Regions from separate parts of the Homo sapiens genome. Here region 2 is linked to region 1. Evidence: chromatin contacts called from ENCODE POLR2A ChIA-PET data. All regions are on one chromosome and are shown on one strand. The core of a region is the stretch at or near the end of the contact, and the rest is flanking DNA. Distances in the headings are between cores, read along the strand shown.

Region 1 (6,836 bases), core at 2,395-4,894:
TGTTCACTTTTAAAAAATTCTTTGGCCGGGCGCAGTGGCTCACACCTGTAATCCCAGCACTCTGGCAGGCCCAGGCGGGTGGATCATGAGGTCAGGAGATCGAGACCATCCTGGCTAACACAGTGAAACCCTGTCTCTACTAAAAACTCAAAAAAATTAGACGGGCTGGGTGGCGGGCGCCTGTAGTACCAGCTACTCAGGAGGCTGAGGCAGGAGAATGGCGTGAACCCGGGAGGCGGAGCTTGCAGTGAGCCAAGATCAAGCCACTGCACTCCAGCCTAGGCGACAGAGCGAGACTCCGTCTCAAAAAAAAAAAAAAAAAAAATTCTTTGGGATGTATATGTACGATTTACACCTTTCTTGTGTTATGTTAAGCTAATATGCAGTAAGGCAATAGAGAATAATATATGCAAACCAATTTCTCAAAGAGTATGGTTACAGCATAGAAGAAAGGGTTAGAGCTAGAGGAAAAAAGCAGGATCTTCAGATGTCCCCTAAAATAGTAATTCTGAATAATCTAGTTCTATTTGAATATTTTCAGTGGTATGGATTCTTTTTGAAGAGTCCATTTTATCAATCATATCCTGAGAATTAAATATATTAACACTTTAAGCAGAATTTAAGCTTGTGCATTAAAAAGAATTATATTCCTTCTCTGGCTTAAAAAACAACTTTCCAAATAATATAGAGATGAAGAGCAGCAATATCCTGATATAGATCTTCATTCATTTGGCTAAAGTATTACCCGTCTCCTATGGGTTCTTCTTTCAAAACACCTTCTTACAAGTGGTTTCTTCTACTTGGAATACTCTCTCCCTCCTTCTTCATCTGGAAGATTCCTGACTGTCTCTTATAATTCATATCTGTTATTATCTTCTCCAGAAAACCCCTTCTGACTCCCCATCCATGTGGGTGTCCATCTTACTGCTATTGCCTAGTCAGTCTGGGAGCTCCATGAGGAAAGAGACTGTCTTTTATAGCTCTGCCCAGCACAAGGCAGATACTATTTGAATAATAAATGTTTATGAATGAATGAACAAAGAATAGATGAATGACGCTACTGAAGTAAACCAGGATAGATTAATAAAGTTTCAACTACAGAAATGGCATTTAAAGAGGTAAAATGAATAGGAGCAGACATTGTTTGGATGTGTATCCCCACCCAAATCTCATGTCAAATTGTAATCCCTAGTGTTGGAGGTGGGGCTTGGTGGGAGATGACTGGATCATGGGGGTAGATTTCCCCCTTTGGTGTTGTTCTCATGATAAGAGTTCTCACAAGATCTGGTTGTTTCAAAGTACATAGCATCCCACCCCCTCTTCCTCCTGCTCTGGCCATGTAAGATGTGCCAGCTTCCCCATAGTCTTCTGCCATGATTCTAAGTTTCCTGAGGCCTCCCCAGAAGCTGATGCCACCATGCTTCTTATACAGCCTGCAGAACCATGAGCCAATTAAACCTCCTTTCTTTATAGATATTTCTTTATAGCAGTGCAAGAACAGACTAACACCTTTCATATCTTCGGCAGCATTTACAACCTTAGGTCATAATGTTTTAAAAAAAAGAACTCCATTCCCCGAGTTAGTCATCAGCTACCCTTATATGGAGGTCCTAAAACCCCCACGCATACACATAAGAGATTTATACAAATCCTTGTCTTTTGAGGTAAAAGACTTTTGTACAGCTCCAGAAGTCTATCTGTCTTAACTCAAGGAATAACCTTATTTATGCTGCTGTTAGGATGTTGACTTCAAATCACTGCTCCAAGTTATGTTATAGAAACTCTAGAGCACAGGTAATTCTAGGTCTCATTCTTTAAGTACTAAGTTAAAACACAAAAAATAAGAAACAAAACCCCAAAAAACCACATTTAAATTCATTAGAGGTGTTGACCCAAATCTCTGTAGCAAAAGACAAGATAACAAATGCAGCCTCCCTACTCTGCAAGTATATTTACAAAATTCCCCTTCGTCTTTCTAATTTGCCAGACAATAAAGATACAACCATGACTGCCACTTGCCTTCAAGGCCAGTCATGAATCAATGAGAATCAATCCTTTCAGATGACTATAAACTAAATTACTCATACTCTTTATTTAATAGTCACTCCATTGGTGTTTGCTCTTTGCCTGTGAAGGTGAGCAAAAGACTTCTGTTTGACTGATGATCTTTTCAGACTGATTATCTGACTCTAAAGGTAAGAAAATTCATCCACACAGAAAATGGATGGAAAAAGACAATGACTATATACCATTGAATTGCATGTAGTCCTAATTTAAAATTCTCATTATTTACCAGAAGAGCACAAGTTTTCTGCTTAGAGATGAAATTTGGAGGGAGATGGAATTAATGTAAGTGACTTCTCTCCCAAGGAAAAAATCCTTGATCCATTAATAAATAATTATAAGCAGGAATAAAATATAGGAAGCAACTATTTAACTGACAATTTTGATTCATAGTGGCAACAAATCTCTCACAGAACTATAGAAGTTTGCTTCTGGGCTGGGCGCAGTGGCTCATGCCTGTAATTCCAGCACTTTGCGAGGCAAGGCAGTTGGATCACCTGAGGCCAGGAGTTCAAGACCAGCCTGACCAACATGGTGAAACTCTGTCTATACTAAAAATACAAAAATTAGCTGGCTGTGGTGGTGGGCGCCTGTAATCCCAGCTACTTAGGAGGCTGAGGCGTGAGAATCGCTGGAACCTGGGAGGTGGAGGTTGCAGTGAACTAAGATGGCACCACTGCACTCCAGCCTGAAAGAAAAAGAAGTTTGCTTCTTACCGCTTTTCCACTTGTCTTGCCAGACCCTAGCAATAGGCCCATTATCACGCAGTCAGTAGGAAAAGGGAACAAGCAAGCCACTCCATATGAGGGAAAACTTTCCTCCCTGCTAAATGTACTCAATTGTCTACAAACAAAGCACAAAGCTCTTAATGACAGAAGTTACATATACAAAGGACAAATCTTTACATATACAAAAAGAAGACACCAGAGAATGGAAAGAACAGAAAACAGTTGTCTCTCATTGTATTATGGCTCACATTTTTTTTCTACAACATAAACTAATTCTGTAGAGGAAACAAAAAAACTACAGATGAAATGTAAAAATCAAGGAAAGGAGTAAAAAGCTAAAGAAGAAAATAACTTAGGAAGGGGCAGCAGGCAAGGAGCTACAGGAGTAAACTGACTGTGCAACTAGAGGATGTCACTCTGCCTTTACTCACTCTGTCACGCTGTGCTTCAGTTTCCTCATCTATAAAATGGGGGGATGAGCCCCCAGAGCCTGTATAGCTCTATTACCTTCTGTATTTTCAGAATGGCGGAAAACTTAGATGACCATGATTTACTATGAACTTTACTGATTCAATCATTTCACAAATATCTGTGTACTTCTAGAGAAGGTCTTATCTAGAAATTTGGCTTATTGACAGTACATATACATGGACTGATAGTGTTAAACAAAAATTATGGAAGGCCATTGTTTTGGTCTAAGCTTCTTCACTGGCTCCAACAGATCAGGCCAAACAAAAATGGAGTCACTCATACTAAATACCACATAATCAAACTGAAACCTAAAGGAAGTGGGTAGATGCTAAACAGACCAGTTTTTCCTGAAAACAGGAGATTCCAGTCTACCTGAGTCAGTTTAACAAGAAAGTCCTCTCTGCTTTAGCATTTAGAAGAAAAGTAACTTGATGTAAACTAATCAGCTTTTTCCTATTACTTGGTTTCCTTATTCCTACCTTACAAAACCCACTGTTCTGCCATTGCTTATTGGGAGCCCTCATTCTATTTTGTAGAATGAAGGCTGCCTAATACATGAATCACAAATAAAAGCCAATTAGATCTTTAACTAAATTTGTTGTGATTTTATCTTTTTCCAATAGCTAAAATAAAGCCATATAGTCTTGCCAAATACAATCAATTTTAAGTAAAAGATACACTGTTCTTTTGTACATCCTACCTAAGAACAGGTAGAATATTCAACCCGAAGGATGCTCCAGAATGCATCTCTAGATTATGACACATAAATCTTTTCTTTTAAAGCCAAGGCCTTGATTAATTGGTAATTTCATTTTAAAACAATAATACTATCTTTTTTTTTTTTTTGAGGTAGGGTCTTATCCCTGTCACCCAGGCAAGTGCAGTGGTGTACTCATGGCTCACTGCAGCCTCACCTTCCCAGGCTCAGGTTATCCTCCCACCTCAACCTACCGAGTAGCTGGGACTAGAGGTATGTGCCACCACACTCAGTTACTATTTTTTCATTTTTGGTAGAGACAGGGTTTCACTAGTCTCAAAACTCCTGGGCTCAAGTGATCCACTTGCTTCTACATCCCAAAGTGCTGGAATTACAGGTATGAGCTACCATGCCCAGCCAATAATACTATCATAATAATAATGATAACACCTTATTTTTATTGAATGCTTACTACATGTCAAGCATGATTCTACATGCTTTCATACAGATTATCTCATTATCATTCCCATTTTACCAATGAGAAAACAGAAGGACAAGTAACTTATCTAACTTGCAACTAGTATGTGGCAAAGCTAGTCTCTCAAGTGTAACAATATGTCTCACTCTTTCAATAAACATTTGTTGAATGCCTACCACATTCAGCCCAGGCAATATGCTAAATTAACATTCTTTAGGAAATCAGTCTGGTAAAAAATAGACGTGGGCCCAGAACAATAGATGAAAATCAACCCACACCAAGATATATAATTGTAAACTCTCAACTTCGTAAGGACAAGAAAAAAGAAAAGATCATACTCGCTTGATTGTGTAAAGGAGGAGGGAGACGAACAAAAGTCATACAAAAGATCAAAAATCAAAATGGCTCTGGCCTTTTCAAGAGCAACACTGGAAACTAGAAGACAATGAAGCAATGCCTTCAAAATTCTGAAGGCAAATAATTTCAAGCCTAAAATCCTATACCCAACAAAATTCAAAATCAAATGAGAAGGCAGAATAAAGCCATCTTTTCAGACATGTAATGTCTCAAAAACGATTACATCCCATGTACCATTTCTGAGGAGTAGCACTCTATCAAAACACAAAGAAAACCAAGGAAAAAGGAAACAGGAGAAACATCACAGGAAAGAGGCAAAGCACATCCCCAGGATGATAGTGATGGGAGATACCAGGGACAGCTGTATATAAAACAGACTGTGATACCCATCCAGACTAGACAACTGTGACTTAAGAGACAGCATGATTTTTTTTTGAGACGGGATCTCGCTCTGTTTCCCAAGCTGGAGTGCAATGGCGTGACCTCGGCTCCCTGCGACCTCTGCCTCCTGGGTTCAAGCGATTCTCATGCCTCAGCCTCCCGCATAGCTGGGATTACAGGCATGTGCCACCATGCCTGGCTAATTTTTGTATTTTCAGTAGAGATGTGGTTTCACAATGTTGGCCAGGCTGGTTACGAACTCAGGTGATCCACCCAGTTCAGCCTCCCAAAGTGCTGGGATTACAGGCATGAGCCACCACACCCAGCCAAGAGACAGCATATTAAGGAAGGCCTGCCATCACTAAGGTGTTTTTGCTACTGTACTGACCCTTTAACTTGACAATCCTAAGATGAATCTTCCCCAGATTCATTTTTGTACAAGATTTACCTGGGCCATGTGCTAATGAAGTTCCTACTTTCCCTTCCATGCTCTGCTTCTTAGATCAGCTAAGGACTCTCGTTTTAATTAAAAATAAAAATTAAAAAAAAAAAACAACACTCTGTTTTGACTTACTTCTGAGCTGGAGGTTTACCATGATAAACTTAGAAGCATAAAATATAGAGTAGCCCATTCCCTTTGACAATGTTCCCGCTGGATGTCCTATAAGAACCTGGTCCATACAGACCTGTCGATGCCCTGACTATGATAAGGCCAATTTTTCCCAGGATTCACTTGCCCACTGACTTCCCCAGTAGGGGCTCTTATAAACTATCAGGGAAGTTGAAGCCAGATTATGATTCAGAGGTACCAATTTTTCTTTTCCAAAAATACTTACAGGGAAATAATGCCCTTTTCTTACACAGCCAGGTTTGTACTTTGTTATTAAGCTTTTATATTAAGCACTTTTAACAACACTTTACACATAAATATATAGGTGAACATAAATAAAGCAATTTAACATTTGCTCATTAAAAACTAATTACGGTTGGGTGCAGTGACTCACGCCTGTAATCCCAGCACTTTGGGAGGCCAAGGCGGGTGAATCGCCTGAGGTCAGGAGTTCGAGACCAGCCTGGCCAATATGGTGAAACCCCATCTCTACTAAAAATACAAAAAATTAGACAGGCATGGTGATGCATGCCTGTAATCCCAGCTACTTGGGAGGCTGAGGCAGGAGAATTGCTTGAGCCCAGGAGGTGGAGATTGCAGTGAGCAGAGATCACACCATTGCACTCCATACTGGGTGACAAGAGTGAAGCTCCATCTCAAACAAACAAAAACTAATTACAATAGTGGCAAGGCATAGTGGGTCATGCCTGTAATTTAGCACTTTGGGAGGCTGAGGCAGGAGGATTGCTTGAGCCCAGGAGTTCAAGACCAGCTTGAGCAACATAGTGAGGCCCTGTCTCTACAAAATATAAAAGTTTAAAAATTGGCCAAGCATGGTGGTGCGTGCCTGTGGTCCCAGCTACTTAGAAGACTGAGGTGGGAGGATCGATTGAGCCCGGAAAGCAGAGACTGCAGTGAGCCAAGATCGCACCACTGCACTCTAGCATAGGCAACAGAGTGAGACTCTGTCTCAAAAAAAAAAGTGAAAACCACTATAAAGAAAATAAACTTGGTGACAGGACAGAATATAAATCCCAACAATGGTGAAAA
Region 2 (6,760 bases), core at 3,222-5,721, 2.0 Mb before region 1:
CCCAGGCTGGAGTGCAGTGGTGCGATCTTGGCTCACTGTAACCTCCGCCTCCTGGGTTCAAGTGATTCTGCTACCTCAGCCTCCCGAGTAGCTGGGATTATAGGCGCCTGGCCACTACGCCTGGCTGATTTTTGTATTTTTAGTAGAGACAGGTTTTCACCATGTTGTCCAGGCTGGTCTTGAACTCCTGACCGCAAGCAATCCGCCCGCCTCAGCCTCCCAAAGTGCTGAGATTACAGGCCTACTTTCAACTTTTTTAATTCTTTTTTTTTTAATTTTAATGTTTAAAAATAGAGATTGGGTCTTGGCATGTTGCTCAGGCTGGTCTTGAACTCCTCAAGTGACCCTCCCACCTCAGCCTCCTAAAGTGCTGGGGTTACAAGCATGAGCCACTGCATCCAGCCTCGACTTTTTTTTATTTTTACAAGCACTTTGAATGTAGATTTTTTTTTTTTTTTTTTTTTTGGAGACTGGATCTTGCTCTGTTGCCCAGGCTAGAGTGCAGTGGCACAATCATGGCTCACTGCAGCCTTGACCTCCTGGGCTCAGGTGATCCTCCCACCTAGGTCAGCCTCCTGAATAGCTAGGACCACAGGCATGTGCTACCACACTTGGCTTTTTTAAGTTTTTGTAGAGATGGGCTGTCACATGTTTTCCAGGCTGGTCTTTAACTCCTAGACTCAAGCTATCCTCCTGCCTCACCTCCCAAAGTGCTGGGATTGCAGGAATCAGCCATCATACCTGGCTGTGACTTTTGATACGTATGTAGTTTCTGAGGCCCTTCCAAAAGAATTACGCTAACCAGGAATGAATGAACTTGGCTTTTCTTAAAGATATGTTTTAATAAGTTAAAGCTTTAAATAAAGCTTTAGTATAACTTAATATCAGTATAGTTCTTAGTATTTATAAAAGCACTTCATATACTATCTCACTTGATTTCACAACAACAGTCTGTGGTATGGAGAGACTACATAAGTTGTGAAAAATACAAAATTTTTACAAGTAAGACTACCACCTGTGATTATCAGTGGTTACCAATCAAACTTCCTCATTTCAGTTAGTTCTGAAAGGTCCTTTCTCTGAGTTGATGTCATCTTCTCTTAATGTACTGAGAGTGTGGTGAGATATATACTAAGAGATTAATAATTGTTTTGGTTGTTGGTCTGTCTTACCAGCTAGTTAAATATCAAGCATTTGTTTCCTGCATTGGCTGCATTCCAGTGAAACTAAGCTTGTGTTGTAAGTTAGAGATGCTAGATAATAACATGATCAAACTGATCACGTCTGCAGGGTTGTAACATCCATGTTAGTAGTATTTCTTAAGATGCTCAATTTCTGCTCTGAGAGATGCTCTGTGCAGCCTGTATTGAGTGTGTAAGCAGTTACCTAATATTTTATTCCTTTTGAGTACAGAGTAGTTGCTGGAGAGCCCTTTTACTGTTGAGATCATCAGTAAACCTCATTGATAAATCCCTATTCAAATATTAGTGGCGGTATGGTCAAACAAGTCCAGGCAATAATTGTCTTGCCTCTGCAGTTCCTGAAAAGCCGTAATCATGGTTCTTGTAGTGTTGTTTTGTTGGGGTAGTTAATGTAATGAGGTTTGTACTGACATGGCCTAGGTGATGCCATGATCACTGTGTCTGATAGTTTGACATAGGAGCATTTCATTGACAAATCATTAGTATTGTGATGTCTATTGGCTGCTACTTTGCTCTTTTAAAGAAGGATAGTAGCTGATTTTTTGTTTACTGTTTCAGCATTGTATTATGTCATTACATGTGTTATCTCTTTCATTGTACACAATAGGTCATTTTATAGGTGAGAAAAAGCAGAAGAGGATAAAATTCACACAGCTGGGATTTAAAACTAGTTTAAAATAAAGTGATTTCAGAGCATTCATGGGTCTTTATCACTGTTCTTAAAATAAGAAGCTTAGAGTTTCTTGATATTCTCCACTTTTTATTGTCTTAATCCATGTTTTAAGGGTTCTTGGTGTAGGGGTTTATGACATGATTGATTGTTAAGTGTTAAGTGTGGTTTTGCGTATTGTTCTTTTTTGTTAGATGGAAAGGAAAAAAGGTGTTTCCAGACAAATTTAAAAGAAGTGTCTCAAGTGGCTGACATTGCTTGTAAACCAGTGCTTGACTTCTATTTTGTTTTCCAGAAGCCTCATAGATAAGCTTACTGAATTTTTTTTTTTTTTTTTTTTTTACTTTTCATAAGTTTTTTTATTTTATAAACTTACGATTCAGGGTGGGATAAACAGTGTACGTGTGTGTGTTTCTCCCAGAGATTTGAGAGCACACACTATTGGTGGGGCAGTTAGGAATTCCACTTAATGTTTCATTACAAGAAAGAGTACAAGGTCTATTTATTTTATTGCTGGGGATGATAGGACTCCCCAAGTCATGGTTCTCAGTTTGTAGATCTTGAAATGGACTGTTATTACTAATTCAGATGACTGGGTTGCGATATTGACCCCACACTAACCAGAACAACAAGAGGCTAATGTATGAAAACCAAAATGCAGTCTGCTGATTTTTTTTTTTTAAGGAAAAAAAACAACTCTTAGATGGACAAGGATGGTTGTGTTTGGTGATTGGCATGGTTGGCTATAGGAGGAAGCCAGTTCTTTAAGAAGGTGGCTTGGTAAGCAGAGTTGGAGCCAGGGAGATTACTTGGGTGTTTTTAGTGTCCAGTGTAATTAAGCTACTATCTAACCAGATGCATTAATTGCTTTGATAAGAATAGGCTTCTTTGTGCATCATATGCCCTGCCCTTAAATGTGTCACCTGGATAATACTGGCTACATCTGATTCCTTGGGTCTCTTTTGCTTTTGTTGGACCAATTCCTAATTCCTGTTATCTTCTTTTGGAATTGTCACATCATTTAATCCTCTTACTGCTAAGTTATTCTTTAAAACAAACTCTACATCTCTCTTGTGATCTGTTACTTTTCGCCTTGTCAAAAAAACTAGTCTTTATTTCCAGATTCTTGATGGGGTGGATAGGAACTATCTTTTCATAGGTTGGATGCATTTACATTTTTGGTTATTGTGTGTTAAGTGAAGATTTGGCAACTGCTGGTATTTATGCCAGTGGGTTGGCAAACTAGGATATTTTACCCAACGCTGTGGATGATGTTACCTCCAGAGAGCTTACTGTTGAATTTGAAATTGTACTTGGATAACACATTATCATTTGGTTTTATAATTCAGTAGTTTCTAACTCCTTTTAATATGATCAGATTTGAACAGTTAGGTATCTTTTAGCTGACTGTTGAATATAAGTGATTGCTACTAATTCTCAGTAAGCTCAACATGTCTAAATTGATTTGATTTTGCCGAGTTAAAAAAGCCAGTCTTTTACTTTTTTTCAATTGAAAAGGATTTTAGTTTCATCACTTACATTTAAATATTAGAAATGGAACAAGAAGTGTTTCTTGAAAACAGACTCCTAAAGAAGTGTTTCAAATATACAAAAATACTTCCACATATTCACAACAGTGTTATTGCTGCTTAACAAATCACCCTAAAATTTAGTGGCTTAAAACAGCACAGTGTGTGTGTGTGTGTGTGTGTGTGTGTGTGTGTGTGTGTATTTTAAGAGATAGGGTCTCACTCTGTTGCCCAGGCAGGAGTGCAGTAGTGTAATCGTAGCTCACTGCAGCTTCAAACCTCTGGGCTCAAGGAGTCTTCCCACCTCAGCCTCCTGAGTAGCTGGGACTGCAGGGGTGTGCCACCACTCCGGACTGATTTTTAAAAAGTCTTTTGTAAAGCTAGAGTCTCGCTATGTTGGTTGCTAAGTCTGATCTTAGACTCCTGGCCTCACCCTTAGAAAGCACTGGGATTACAGGTGTAAGCCACCACGCCCTGCCTAAAACAAGACAGTTGTTTAAGCCTCATAGTTGCTATAGGTTAGGAACCTAGGCATGACTTTCCTGAGTCATCTGCTTCAGGGTCCTTCACAAGCTGCAGTCATGATTTCAACTTTGGCTGCATTCATCTCAAAGCTTGCTTGGAGAAAGGTCTGTCTCAAACTTGCTTGGAGAAAGGTCTGTTTCCAAACTCACTCATGTGGTATCAACCATCAGAATCCATTCTTTGCTGGTTGTTGGACGGAGGATCTCAGTTCTTAATTGTGTGTAAATGACCCAGGGCAGAGGCAGAGTTCAGTGGGAAGCTGCGGAGCAACAGCTTTGTATATGTAGCTGTTGTCCAGAGATGTCTCTCTCTTGGCTTCATGTGGCGTCTGTATAGGGCAGCTCACAACATAGCAGCAGTCATCATCAGAGTAAGCAATCAGGACAATAGATAGAAGAGGACAAGCAAGATGGAAATCACAGCTTTTGTAACATCTTGAAAGGAACATCCCATGACTTGTCTTATGTTATTTCTTAGAGGCATGTCATAGGTCTAGCCCACAGTCAGGGGAAGGGGATTACTCAGGGTATGAGTACTTGTAAGTGAAGATCATTAAGAGTCATTTCAGATGCTGCTAACCACAGCAGTTGAGTATAGACGCATATGTTTTGGAGGAAAGGGAGAAAGACTGAGTAAGATTCAGAGACTTTTAAGAGCTTTGCTAATTTTGCTTCTGTCTTTGCCCAAGCACCTTGGTTCAGTCTTTTGCTTTCTTTTTTTTTTGCCATAGTGGCAAAAACCACACTTTTGCACCAACCTAATAGCACTTTGCTTCATGTTTGCTGTATTGTTGTTTCCTTTTGAGAGAATTTACCCTGAAAATAGCCTCGCTTATGTGTTCACCTGCTTCTCCTGGCTTTGCACATTATGACAGCCTGGTATACTATCATGAAAGGTGACAGGATCCCAGAACTGATTTTTGAAGCCTTGAGCTGAAAGGCTGCTGCTTTCTGTAAGCAATTTTACAAATTATGGATAAGACTATATTTACATATGGAGGCTGGTACTTTTGGAAACTGTTCCTTGAGGTGTTTTTTTTTGTTTCTGTTTTTGTTTTTTTTTTTTTTTTTTTTGAGACAGAGTCTTGCTCTCTTGCCCAGGCTGGAGTACAGTGGCGTGATCTTGGCTCATTGCAACCTCTGCGTCCCTGGTTCAAGCAATTCTTGTGCCTCAGCCTCCCGAGTAGCTGGGACTATAGATGTACACCACCATACGCAGCTAATTTTTGAGTTTTTTAGTAGAGACGGGGATCTTGCCATGTTGGCCATTCTAGTCTCGAACTCCTGACCTCAGGTGATTCACCTGCCTCAGCCTCCCAAGGTGCTGGGATTACAGGCGTGAGCCACCATGCTGGGCCCTGTTCCTTGAGTTTTAAATAAACATTTACAAGTTTCTGTGAGGAATGAACTCTTAAAACATTTAAAGGACAAGAATGGTTTTGATCACCTTAGCGTTCTTTGCACTGTTATGTGGAGCATAAAACAAGTGAGACCCTCCTTAGGCTGACATTCTTTCTTCTGGAATACAAAAGAGTAGTTGCTTTTGCTTTGCACAAAATACGGGAGAAAAAAAATCAGAATTTTAATTGGAGAAAGGGTATAACCAATGAGGAAAGAAATTTTATTTGTAATCTTCGGACAGGATTTTTTTTTTTTTTGAAGATGGAGTCTCGCTCTGTTGCCCAGGCTGGAGTTCAGTGGCATGATCTTAGCTCACCGCACCCTCCCACTCCTGGGTTCAAGCTAGTCTCCTGCCGCAGCCTCCTGAGGAGCTGGGACTACAGGCACACACCACCACGCCCGGCCAATTTTTTTTTTTTTTTTGTATTTTTAGTAAAGACAGGGTTTCGCTGTGTTAGCCAGGATGGTCTTGATCTCCTGACCTTGTGATGCTCCTGCCTTGGCCTCCCAAAGTGCTAGGATTATAGGTGTGAGCCACCGCGCCCGGCCTTGCAGGGGACAGGACATTTTTGAGACTAAAAGGAGAAAAATAAGTTTAAAAATAATTATTGAATTGTCCTTTGCATAGTTTACATTAATTTTCAGTATCCCCTCTGTGACCTGGTTTGACCGCTGTTTTGCCTAGGTGTGATGTTTTTGAATACATTATTGAGAACCTGTTGTGCTAGGCACTCATCAACAATATTTCTAATCATCACAGCAACTTGAACGATATTTTCTTCATCAATAAAAAGAGAATGAGGTTCAGGGCAGTTTAGTAAGATTTCCTAGGGCACTTCAAAGTTGTCCAGTTTAGTGCTTCCCGACCCTAATGCTACCCTCGATCGGGGCTCTTTCCCATTTTACCCTGATCCTCACCCTCCCCCAAATGCCCTTAGGGTAATAAGTGGTACACCAGGAAGACTGCTACTTATAACTGTTCATTTTCAAGGAAACTTAGGTATCTGTGCAATTAAATACCAGACAAATGTTTTTTTTTTTTCTCAATCTTGTTTAATTAGTAAACAACAAATTAGGTCCTTAAGAGCAAAATGTATGGCAAACTGCTTTGGTCCAGGCAGTAACCCAAGTCCATGAGATAGATTATAGAGCCACTTAAAGGTAGATGAAAATTATGCCGAGAAACCCAGAAATTAGATTTGGGAAGCAGAGATTTATTTTAGTGAGAGCAGAGTTTAATTATTTTTCCATTATCATTGGGTTATGGGTTAAATGGGAAAGTTAAACCTTTATCGTCAAGGAGAGGAAATGTTTTGTGCTTTCTGGTTTTTTATTGTGTTCTTCTGAGAAATTCAACTCTCCAGGTATTTTTGTGCTCAAAAATGGTGGTTAAATACTATCTCAAACATCTTAGTTTCCTGTGTAATAGCAGTT

Evidence for each region. ChIA-PET counts read pairs that join two places held with the same protein, here RNA polymerase II (POLR2A).
Region 2: POLR2A ChIA-PET joins it to region 1 with 10 read pairs in activated T-cell. The contact joins two enhancer-like sites. POLR2A ChIA-PET finds 5 or more read pairs at or near these places in 2 of 52 experiments (activated CD4-positive, alpha-beta T cell and activated T-cell).

What each region holds. Positions count from the first base shown.
Region 1 is chr1:28,999,724-29,006,559 of GRCh38, reverse strand. All of the region lies in intron 4 of EPB41 (erythrocyte membrane protein band 4.1), which reads right to left. Among named protein-coding and RNA genes, the nearest start is that of EPB41, 89 kb to the right of the region's middle. RefSeq lists a silencer at 2,709-3,003. Within about 2 kb of position 3,644, at least 2 of the 41 ENCODE cell types and tissues checked have a DNase peak (open chromatin) inside an H3K27ac peak, as active enhancers do.
Region 2 is chr1:31,008,007-31,014,766 of GRCh38, reverse strand. All of the region lies in intron 3 of PUM1 (pumilio RNA binding family member 1), which reads left to right. Among named protein-coding and RNA genes, the nearest start is that of SNORD103C, 43 kb to the right of the region's middle. RefSeq lists an enhancer at 4,669-4,798. Within about 2 kb of position 4,471, at least 2 of the 41 ENCODE cell types and tissues checked have a DNase peak (open chromatin) inside an H3K27ac peak, as active enhancers do.